2 separate regions of the Homo sapiens genome follow, and region 2 is linked to region 1. Evidence: chromatin contacts called from ENCODE Hi-C or POLR2A ChIA-PET data. All regions are on one chromosome and are shown on one strand. The core of a region is the stretch at or near the end of the contact, and the rest is flanking DNA. Distances in the headings are between cores, read along the strand shown.

Region 1 (5,090 bases), core at 843-3,342:
AAGTGGGCGGATCACCTGAGGTCAGGATTTTGAGACCAGCCTGGCCAACATGGCGAAACCCCATCTCTACTGAAAATACAAAAATTAGTGGGCAACCATCCTGGCTAACATGGTGAAACCCCGTCTCTACTAAAAATACAAAAATTAGTGGGCAACCATCCTGGCTAACATGGTGAAACCCCGTCTCTACTAAAAATACAAAAAATTAGCCAGGCGTGGTGGCGGGCGCCTGTAGTCTCAGCTATTCGGGAAGCTGAGCCAGGAGAATGGCGTGAACCCAGGAGGCGGAGCCTGCAGTGAGCCGAGATCGCACCACTGCACTCCATCCTGGGCGACAGAGCGAGACTCCGTCTCAAAAAAGAAAAAAAAAAATTAGCTGGGCAACGTGGCGAGCACCTGTAATCTGAGCTACTCAGGAGGCTGAGGTAGGAGAATCACTTGAACCCAGGAGGCAGAGGTTGCAGTGAGCCGAGATCGTGCCACTGCACTCCAGCCTAGGCTACAGAGTGAGACTCCATCTCAAAAAAAAAAAAAGAAAAGAAATCGCGAGCTCTGCTATAAGGTACATTTGGGGATGGTTCCTAGGTTGTGAAGATGAAGTAAAGGAACTTTGAGAAAGAGACTGCAGCAGTGCCCAGTGTGCCCCTCTTGGCACTGACAGCCCAATCTGAGCCTAGAGATTCTCAAAGGATTCCAGACTCTTGCCCAGGGGCTCTTGGGTCATCCAGAGCATTGCGGGGCAAGACAGAATTAGAACAGACTCAAAAAAGAAAGCTGACCCACTCCTGACCCACTCACTATGTGCATATCTCTAAAGGGACAGGCCTGACCAAATAAGATGGAGCTGCCTTTCGCAAGACATTAGGGGTTAGTGGTAGTGCCGACTTGGGATGGCAGGAGACCCTGCTTCAATCTGGTCTTTGATTCGGCTTGGAAAACAAATCCAAATCTCCTTGTTGACAGAACTTGAGATGGTCCAACAGAGCTCCTTGGAGGTATGAGGCCTGAGGCCTGAAGCCTGAAGTGACCAGCAGGTAACTGGGCACCACAGCCTGAGGCCAATCAGCCCCAAGCAAGAGCATCCTGCTTCCTCAGAGGGTTTGTTTGCTTGAGGAAAGCGAAGGCTGGCAGTCATATTCCTTCAGGATCTTCCAAAAATGTTGGCAAGGGTGATCCTGATGAAGCCCCCTTGTTTGGAGGCCAATGCCAGCTCTAACTGGACTGGCAAGCCAAAAATGACCACTCTCTTTCCTGTAGTTCAGAATTCCCGACCTGCCCTAATGGAGACGCAACCTGAATCCAAGAGTGAGGCAGGCAGCTACAGATAAGTTTACAGCGTGATGACTACTTCATAAAGCACAAAAGACCATGTGGTTTAGATGGCAGGTCATGGAAATCTAAAGGGAATGGTGAAGTTGCACCGTAAGGGGAAGGTGACTGAGGAGCTGAAACTGACTGAGGGGCTGAAGCATTTCGGACAGGAGAAAGGATCAGGAGGAGACAGAGCGGAGAATGGAGCCTCAGGGCTACCCAGCGGTGGGAAGAGGGTAGCCAGAGACTCGTAGGGCGGCCTGGGTTGGTTGTGCTGGGCAGGTTCTCAGTGGTGGGAAAGTCTGGCCACACTGCCCTGACTTCCTGACTGGACTTCACCTCGAGGGTGGGAGCGGTTCCTGCCCCCCACCCCCCCACCCCCCTGTCCAGCCCTTGGAGCCAGGGCACGGTTTGTGACAGATTCAGGGAAACGTTTGGTGCCAGATGGGAGGTAACCGGGTTAAGGCCTGCACTAGGGAGGATTCCTTCCCCCAGCAGCACTGGTGGTCCTCACTTCCGGGTGCCTGCGGATAGGCGGGCTGGGGTCGGAGGTCGGCGGCCAGAAGCCAGATTCCCTTGGCCCCAGCTCGTCCACTTCCATCCAGCAGTAGCCAAACAACCGTTGAAAATGGCCTGGCGGCGGCCGGGAAACACCAGAGAACTATCTTCCAACCCCTAGATCCCGCCCATCTCGTTCCGGCGGTGTTTCCGTGGCGACGCTATCCGAAGTGCGGCTGCGCAAGGGTGACGGCGCGCGAGCAAGGGGGAGGGGGTGTTTTGGTTCTAGCCGCTCGCCGTCCTTGCAGGCTCTGCCGTCGGAAAGCCGCTCATTCTCGCTTCCCCTTCCCTTTCCCGGCTCAAGTCCTTCCTCTCTCTTTCCTTTCTTTCCGCCTATCTTTTTTCTGCTGCCGCTCCGGGTCCGGGCCATTTTCCGGGCCGGGCGCACTAAGGTGCGCGGCCCCGGGGCCCAGTATATGACCCGCCGTCCTGCTATCCTTCGCTTCCCCCGCCCCATGTGGCTGCGGGGCCGCGGCGGCGCTGCCCACTATGGCCCGGAAAGTAGTTAGCAGGAAGCGGAAAGCGCCCGCCTCGCCGGGAGCTGGGAGCGACGCTCAGGGCCCGCAGGTGAGGGTTGAGAGGCCGGCACCTGGGTGGTGAGGCTGAGGAACCAAGATGGGCTTAGGGTCCGCAGATCCTGCGACGGGAATCGGGGTCCAGGGTCTGCAGTCAGAGGCAAAACAGGAATGGGTTCAGGGCCTATAGGGTCAGGACTGGACCCTCGTTAACTGGAGGGCAGATAGGCCAGGGCGGTGAGGAGCCAAAGGGGAACTCAGGAATGGGACATAATCCGCGGGAGGCCTGCATTCGTGGATAGGGCTTGAAAAGAAACCAGAATCTTGGCTTTGGAGGAAGGGGAAACCGAAGTTAAGGGAATCGGAAACAAACTCTGGTAGAGTGAACTCTACCTTCCATGGGCCCTAGGAAGCTGGGATGATTGCGTCCCTCCTGGAAGAAGGAAGTAGTCTCCCTATATGTATACCCAACCCTGAGCTGGGCCTTTCGGCGTTTGGACCCCAAAAGAAACAACAGTTCCCAGGTATCATCTCTATGCCGCCCCCTTTGGAGGGGAAGGCCTTCTTGGACATAGATATGGCCTCTGATTTCCCGGGGGCCTACTACCCCGTTGGCGGTTGATTTTTCGAATTCTGCAACTGCCTGGAGCGCGGGCATGATGACAGAGGAACGGTCATTGATGATGCATCCCTGGAAGACCTGGGAGCCAGGTCTGGCTCCTTGGACTGTATCTTCCGTGCTCCAGTGGGAGTACAGACTGAGAGGGAGAAGGGGGCTGGGTAGAGATGCAGCCCATGTCGGTATGGGAATCACTCTACCTCTCATTTCCTTCAATCTTTCACTCCTAAAATGTCTAGTAAACCTTTTAGTCTGTTCTATTCTGCATTCATTCCCTTGACTTTCAGCCCTTGTAATTCACATTGGTAAGTTTGACTGTGAGCAACATCTTTTTAATGTTGGAAGAGTTAAACGACTTTCTGGATTGAGATTCTTGTTCTCTTGTGTTTGTATTTGTGTTGTTTGTAAATTCTGCAGTATGAGTTATGAGTTGGTGATTTCTGTAATACAGTAGGATCTGTTCTGAAGAAGAGTAGCCAAAGCCCTGATTTCTAATGTTGTTTCCACAGTTTGGCTGGGATCACTCGCTTCACAAAAGGAAAAGACTTCCTCCTGTGAAGAGATCCTTAGTATACTACTTGAAGAACCGGGAAGTCAGGCTACAGAATGAAACCAGCTACTCTCGAGTGTTGCATGGTTATGCAGCACAGCAACTTCCCAGTCTCCTGAAGGAGAGAGAGTTTCACCTTGGGACCCTTAATAAAGTGTTTGCATCTCAGTGGTTGAATCATAGGCAAGTGGTGTGTGGCACAAAATGCAACACGGTAAGTGCCTGGGGGGATGTGACCTCTCTCCTAGGTCGTGGATATATTGCTCCACTTGCTCTAGAACCTCTGCTAGTTTTCCCGTCTGTTTCTTTTAGGAGGGACTTGCCTTACTCTCCTTTCCATTCTTTCCCGTTGGTGACTTCTTCCTCTTTTCGTGTTCCTTTTTTCACTCATACATTTCTTTTCTGATAAGTCCTCAAAGGAGTGTATTTCTTCAGGCCCTCTCTGGATGTGCTGCTTCTAGAGGGTTGTTTGTTTGTTTGTTTGTTTTTGCCTCATATTTTTATGCTGGTTTTTAAGTCATAGGCCTCAAAGGAAAGATTTAAGAAATAATGATGCTTAGAGCATCATTCAGGATACATAATAGTGAAAACAGCCTAAGAACGTATGTCGAAGTATTTAAAATAGCACACTTGGCTGTTTTTTAGTGAACAGAATCTAAAAATGTATAAACTGAAATATGAGAAATACATGAACTGTTTCCTATAAGGAAGGCAGGGAATGTGTGTCTGGTAGTATATTTCAGGGTATAAGCATTAGCTCTTTGGAAAGTAGCCTTTTTAAGAGTGAATAGAAAGACAGTTATAAATGAATGAAGTGAAAAATTTCTCAGTAAGCTTTGTAACCAACCCAATTATAGGCCAGGATAAAATAAGTCAAAGAGCAGAAACGTTTGGAATAGAGTCCACGAATAGCATGATGTCACAAGACTGGCAAATGAAAAGAGGCAGGGCCTAGGGCCTAGGGGTGGGAAATGATTACGCCCAGCCCTCCCTCGGTTTTCACCTCCCCTGTGTGAATGGACAAGTAATGTCATAATGTGTGAGTAAATTGACCCTGGAATGAAACACATTTTGGATCATTAAAAGAGAGAAGATTGCTCTAGATCAAGAAAGTCTTAAGTACTAGGAGAAGTGTCTGTTTATAAAGGACATAGGCAAAAATTTAAACAGTTTTAAGGAAGGAAATAATACCATGGTGGTTGGTCTGTTTATAAAGGACATAGGCAAAAATTTAAACAGTTTTGAGGAAGGAAATAATACCATGGTGGTTGGGGCCAACCTTTCGTTTCCTCTTCTGTTGAGGAGTCGCTTGTCTTACCCAGAAGCCTTTCAAAACTAAGTGGTGGCAACGGGCCTCCACAGAACTTCCTTTTCTTGGTCTCTCCAGCTGCCCACTCGTGGTTAAGAACTGTCATCCTTGTCACTTGGAGTAGAAAAAGAGTCTCCTGCTTGGAAGAGTTCATTCCACTCCCCGCACGTGCATCATAGTGTTTAGCCTAGCAAATATTACTGAATTGTAAACTGAATTAATCATCAT
Region 2 (5,256 bases), core at 1,950-4,449, 3.7 Mb before region 1:
AGAAGGTGATACACTTATTTTGACAATGTTTCTATCACTTAAAACATTTTTTGAATTCTTTAGAAAATACCTTCTAACCCATTTATCTTTTTTATTGCCAAATTCCTTATATTGTGGTCTCTATTAAATTCATAATTTTAATTTTTACATTCTGTGTCACCCCCTCCTTCTCTGTATTGAGAAGTCCTTGAGGGTGACAGTGGTTATGCTACCTGGTAAGCTGATTTAACTCATATTTAACTGAAAGATATGAGAAATTACCTCATTTAACACGGATATGTCATCTATCTGTAAAATTACTTTAAGTCCTACACAAATGTAGGGCATACTAGATGAAGTAAGAAGACTGAAAAATTAAAACACTGAAGTATTTTCACTCATCACCCTGATAAACATGAAAAAGAATGGCAGTATGCAGTGTTGCCAAGGGTATGAGGAGACAGGCATGTGTCTAGAATGTAGGAATCAGAATATAGTAATGAGAATTAGTATGATCTTTGCAGAGGGCAATTTAACAATAGATATAAAAATCTTCATAACAATAACTCATTCTAGGGATTTATCCTAAAGATATAAATATAAAATATTTGTTCAAAGAGGTTTTATTTAAACTAATGAAAAATGTTAATGTTGTAGAAATATATTTATTAACATAAGCAGTTCACAATTTACTGTAAGAAAAAAAGCAAGCTACAAAACAGTGATTCCATGTTTATATTAAAATAAACATACACAAATTAAAAATTTCCTTAGATATCCATTTAATCTCTGGGATCATAAGCAATGTTTAGGTATTTTTTGCTCATTTATTGCCTAGGTTTTACACAATGAGCATATATGTTAATTGTGTAATTTAAAATTATGGAATTAAGTGCAAGAGTTCCTAACCACCTTTTACAAAACTGTTATGAGAAAATACATTCTAGATTCAAACAAAAACTAAGCAATATATCCCTTATTCTAACAGCTCTAAAATCTGTTCTTCTCATTATACTCCCACCTAAAATCCCACATCCAAAAAGTAGAAATAGCTGCTTCTGAATTCCTGAAAGTATCGGTAGGAGGTTGGGAGGAGAGGGGCCGGGATATGAAGAGAGAAACTGAATATTTGAGGACAGACTGTTCGTGTTTTGAGGGAAACTTTAGGAATAGGGCTTGGCTGAAGGAAGGAGGCTGCGAGGTTCCATGAATAAGTTTCAGCAAAATAGTTTCTCCTCTCACCAGTTTTCCACCTTATTCAGGTGTGCATCCACTGCTACATGCTCCAACCAATTGCTGTTGAGACCCCAGAGACCCCAGCACCACGTGTGATTAGGAAGCGCTTCCATCATTGAAATGGAATAGAGTCTACTTGCTCACAGTAACTCCTGTTTCTATTCCTTTGCTCCTTCCTTAGCAACTTCAGGTCTTTCTTCAGTAAAATTTTTTGCTTTGTAAACCTATTTTTTTTCACCTCCTGTAACATGATATGCTGCCCTTCTACGACCTTTGACATACCAATCATCTCCATCTGAAATACTTCTATCCCTTTCCCAACCCTATCTTGACTAATTTATTTCGTACTCATTTTTATTTTCATTTAGGTGCCACTTCCTCAGGGAATCCGTGAACACAGTGTCCATAACAGATTCCTTCAAGACTTTATCTCAATTAACAAATATATTTTATGCATTATTTAGTAAGGCTATCTACTATCTAGTTGAACCATTAAGTCCCAGGCTCAATGAAAACAGTGCCATTAGCTGGTTTTGCTCAGCATGGTTACTCCTGCATTTGGAACATAGCAAGTGCTCAACAAATATACGCCGAATGAGAGAATGAATGAATGAACAACTGAGTAAACAACTAGCAACCGAGAGGCTTGGTGGGGTAAGAATTACATTAACTATGTCACCTCATGGTGGAACTGTGCACATTTTTTCTTTTGATGGCGGACTTGTGTACTGACAAGACAAAGTTTTAAATAGATACGATTTTGGAAAGTTCCCTTTAAAGCAAAGCCATACAATAAATATTTAATCAGCCAAGAAAAAGGCTGTAGTCTAGCCTGGGGACTTCACAAATGACCCAAATCATGAGAGCCACGTCTCTACAGTGTCTTAGTACTGTATCTTCCTTGAGCAAAGGAACGCACTTGCCCCATCATGGCAAGTTCAGGTACAGAGTGCAAGGAATCTACAGCTTTCCTACCCCGACACAGGTTTAGGTAGGAAAACGCGAGCCTAGGATGATGGGGAGAAAGCGGGCATTTATTCAAAATGTATTTACTGAGCACCTACTGTGTACCAGAAAGCCCTAGTTGTGGGCTGGCTCTGACAGGTCCGCTGTGTAGCTTCGGGCATTTCTCCTTCACAGAGCCCAAGTCCTGAAGGCGAGCAAGTGGGGCCCCGCCTGCCTGCCTCAAAAAGCTGGGCTGGGGATTCCAAGGGCGAGAATGCGCTTCAGAAAGTGCCAGGAGGCACGAAGGCCAGCGGCCCCAAACGGCCTCGCTAACCTCGGCCCGGGCGCGGGGAGCGAGCCCAGGACGGCCGTCCGCTGGCAGCAGAGCCGGGCGGAGGCGGGCGCCCGCCCTCCGAGGGGCCGCGCTTACCCGTCGGGCGAGTACTCGAGGTTGAAGACGGCGCCGTGGGTGCGGGTGCTGAGGTACACCGAGTCCGCGGGGTGGATGGAACCGTAGAGGCTAGTCATGGTGCGAAAATTGTCCCGCGCCGGGTCCACGAACAGCCCGCGGCCCAGGCTGCGCTCTTTCAGCCACCCGAACAGCCTAGCGCCAGGGCCGCCCAGGCCCGCGCCGAGGCCGTGTCGGCCCCGGCTCTTGGCCCTGCAGTCTGGCCCGGGCCGCCGGCACGGAGGGGAGGGAGGTGACGGCTCTCCCGGGGCGGAGGCAGTTGAGGACTCCGGAGCTCCAGGCAGCCCTAGCTCTCCGGAGCGCGGGGCCGGGGACAGCGATGGGGCGCCGGGGCGGCGAGGGCTTCGGGCGGGTGGAGGGGGATGGGTCGCATCAGCCCCGGGATGTAGTGGCGAGGGCGGCCCGGTGGCTGCTGCCTGCCCCTCGTGGGGCGTCGGCTCCTCAGCCCCGGCTCCGGCCGATCCGTCCCCTCCAGGGCTATGGGGCCCAAAGGGAAACATGATCAACGCCCCCGCCCCCCGCTCCGGGCCACTGCCCCGCCGGCCGACACCTCAGTGCCCCTGTTCAGCTGCCACTTCCGGCGTGCAGCGGCCTAACCCCACCGGCTGGAAACCCGCGCCGCCCCTCGGCCACCGTCCGCCGGGGACCGGGAAAGCTGAGACACCGCCGGGTTTGGGGCGCCGCAGTCCCGGGAACGGAGGTAGGGAGCGAGTAGTTACCTGTGTGAGCGACTGAGCATCTGGGCACCTGATCTGGGTGGCAGAGTCGGTCTGTAGTTGTCAGTGACCGGTGGCCGCGTGCCTGGGGATGAGTGGCCTGACCAGTCAGTCCTGTGAGGCTGAGTATGTACTGGTGTCTCCACTTTACACTGGGATCAGCGAGGGATTAAGAATTAGTGCATTACGTGCAGGCCACACACAATAGGTGACATGCCACTCTTTTTTTTTTTTTTTTTTTCCGAGATGGAGTCTCGCGCTGTCGCCCAGGCTGGAGTGCAGTGGCGCGATCTCGGCTCACTGCAACCTCCGTCTCCCGGGTTCAAGCAATTCTCTGCCCCAGCCTCCCGAGCAGCTGGGATTACAGGCGCCCACCACCACGCCCGGCTAATTTTTTGTATTTTTTAGTAGAGATAGGGTTTCACCATCTTGGCCTGGCTGGTCTTGAACCTCGTGATCCACCCGCCTCGGCCTCCCGAAGTGCTGGGATTACAGGCATGAGCCACCGCGCCTGGCCAGCATGCCCAACTCTTAAAGGCACAACAAGTTCAGGGTGACCACAGGCAGCTTCTTCCAAAACCTATTTGTCACAAGGCAAAGGAGAGACTGAGAGGAAACAGGTTTGGATGTGCTACCCAAGGAATGGCTGAGATAGCCAGTCTGTGTATCTGGGCTTAAATGAAAGATGGCAAATAGGTGATAGTTACTTTTCTGGGTCAACTTGACTGGGCTAACAGATGCCCAGATAGCCTGGAAAACCATTATTTCTGTGTGTGCCTGTGAGGGTGTTTCCAGGACAGATTAGCATTTGAATCAATAGAAGATCTGCCCTCACCATTGTGGACAGGCATCATCCTATTCATTAAAGACTGAAAAGGAACAAAAAGGCAGAAGGGTGATTTAACTTTCTCTTAAGTTGGTACATCCATCTCCTGCCCTTAGACATCAAAACTCGGTTCTGCGGGCTTTGGACTTGGGGACTCATCGTCAGTTTTCAGGCCTTCAGTCTTGGACCGGGAGTTATACCATTAGCTCCTCTGATTCTCACACCTTCAGACTCAGACTGAATTACACCACCAGATTTCCTGGTTCTCCAGCTTGCAGACTGCAGATCATGGGACTCCTCTACAATGATATGAACCAATTCCCATATTAAATGTTCTCTTATATCTATATCTCCTATTGGTTCTACTTCTCTGGAGACCCCCTGGATGGGTCCAATCTACTGTAGCAGCCTACTTGCCTGGCATTCACACTCTTCATGTGTATGCCAGCACGTATATTCTACTGAACCCATCCTAGAAGTCCTAGGCTGTCGAATTTTGTAGCTGTTACTTAGCTTTCCTTGCCTACTAGCCGGGGTAGGACAACTATTTGAGTAACCAGGCTATAGATTAGCCACTGGTCCATGAGGCTGCCAGACCAAAAGTCTTTGCCCATACAGACTCATGCTCTTGGGAATTTGAATTGGGAAATCAGAAGTGAGGCAGTTGGCCATGATGGTTGGGATTGAAAAGTCATAAGGCAGAGTGAGGCCGCTGGAGTCCTGAGCAAACCAAAGGAGTAAGAGAAATCATGAGAAAGCAGCAGCCATGAGAGAACAGACTTGGGATAGACGGTGAGAAAGAAAGTTGATGGTAGGAGGAGATACAGATACATAAAAAGAGACAGACTCAGAACAGGTTAGACTTGTTCTTGGCAGAGTCCCCCTAGGGTCTTCCTGCAGAGTCCCTTGAGGTACCAGAATGATGGCTGCTCAATTTCAGTTTCAGTTTCCTGTGGGATGATCACTTGATTTCACAATACCTGAACCAGGACTTATGCACTGACAAAAAGAATCAAGGGCCAGACACAGTGGCTCACACCTGTAATCTCAGTGCTTTGGGAGGCCAAGGTAGGAGGATCTTTTTT

Evidence for each region. Hi-C counts contacts between places; a loop is a spot of excess contacts on that map. ChIA-PET counts read pairs that join two places held with the same protein, here RNA polymerase II (POLR2A). Pooled maps may share reads with other maps.
Region 2: a loop to region 1 is called in a map with no recorded cell type, with 10 times the contacts of the local background. The contact joins the promoter of DCAF10 here to the promoter of DCAF12 in region 1. A Hi-C loop is called at or near these places in 1 of 37 single-sample maps with no recorded cell type and 4 of 50 pooled maps. POLR2A ChIA-PET finds 5 or more read pairs at or near these places in 1 of 52 experiments (Panc1).

The regions. Positions count from the first base shown.
Region 1 is chr9:34,123,700-34,128,789 of GRCh38, reverse strand. DCAF12 (DDB1 and CUL4 associated factor 12) reads left to right here and starts at 2,092. Exons shown (of 9, transcript NM_015397.4): 1 at 2,092-2,436; 2 at 3,513-3,767. The coding sequence starts at 2,359. RefSeq lists a silencer at 2,358-2,407 and an enhancer at 1,842-2,543.
Region 2 is chr9:37,798,740-37,803,995 of GRCh38, reverse strand. It overlaps DCAF10 (DDB1 and CUL4 associated factor 10), which reads right to left and starts at 3,199. Exons shown (of 7, transcript NM_024345.5): 1 at 2,591-3,199. The coding sequence starts at 3,129. LOC105376037 (a long non-coding RNA gene) reads left to right here and starts at 3,105. Exons shown (of 3, transcript XR_929599.3): 1 at 3,105-3,329. RefSeq lists enhancers at 2,068-2,117, 3,069-3,670 and silencers at 2,428-2,487, 2,708-3,227.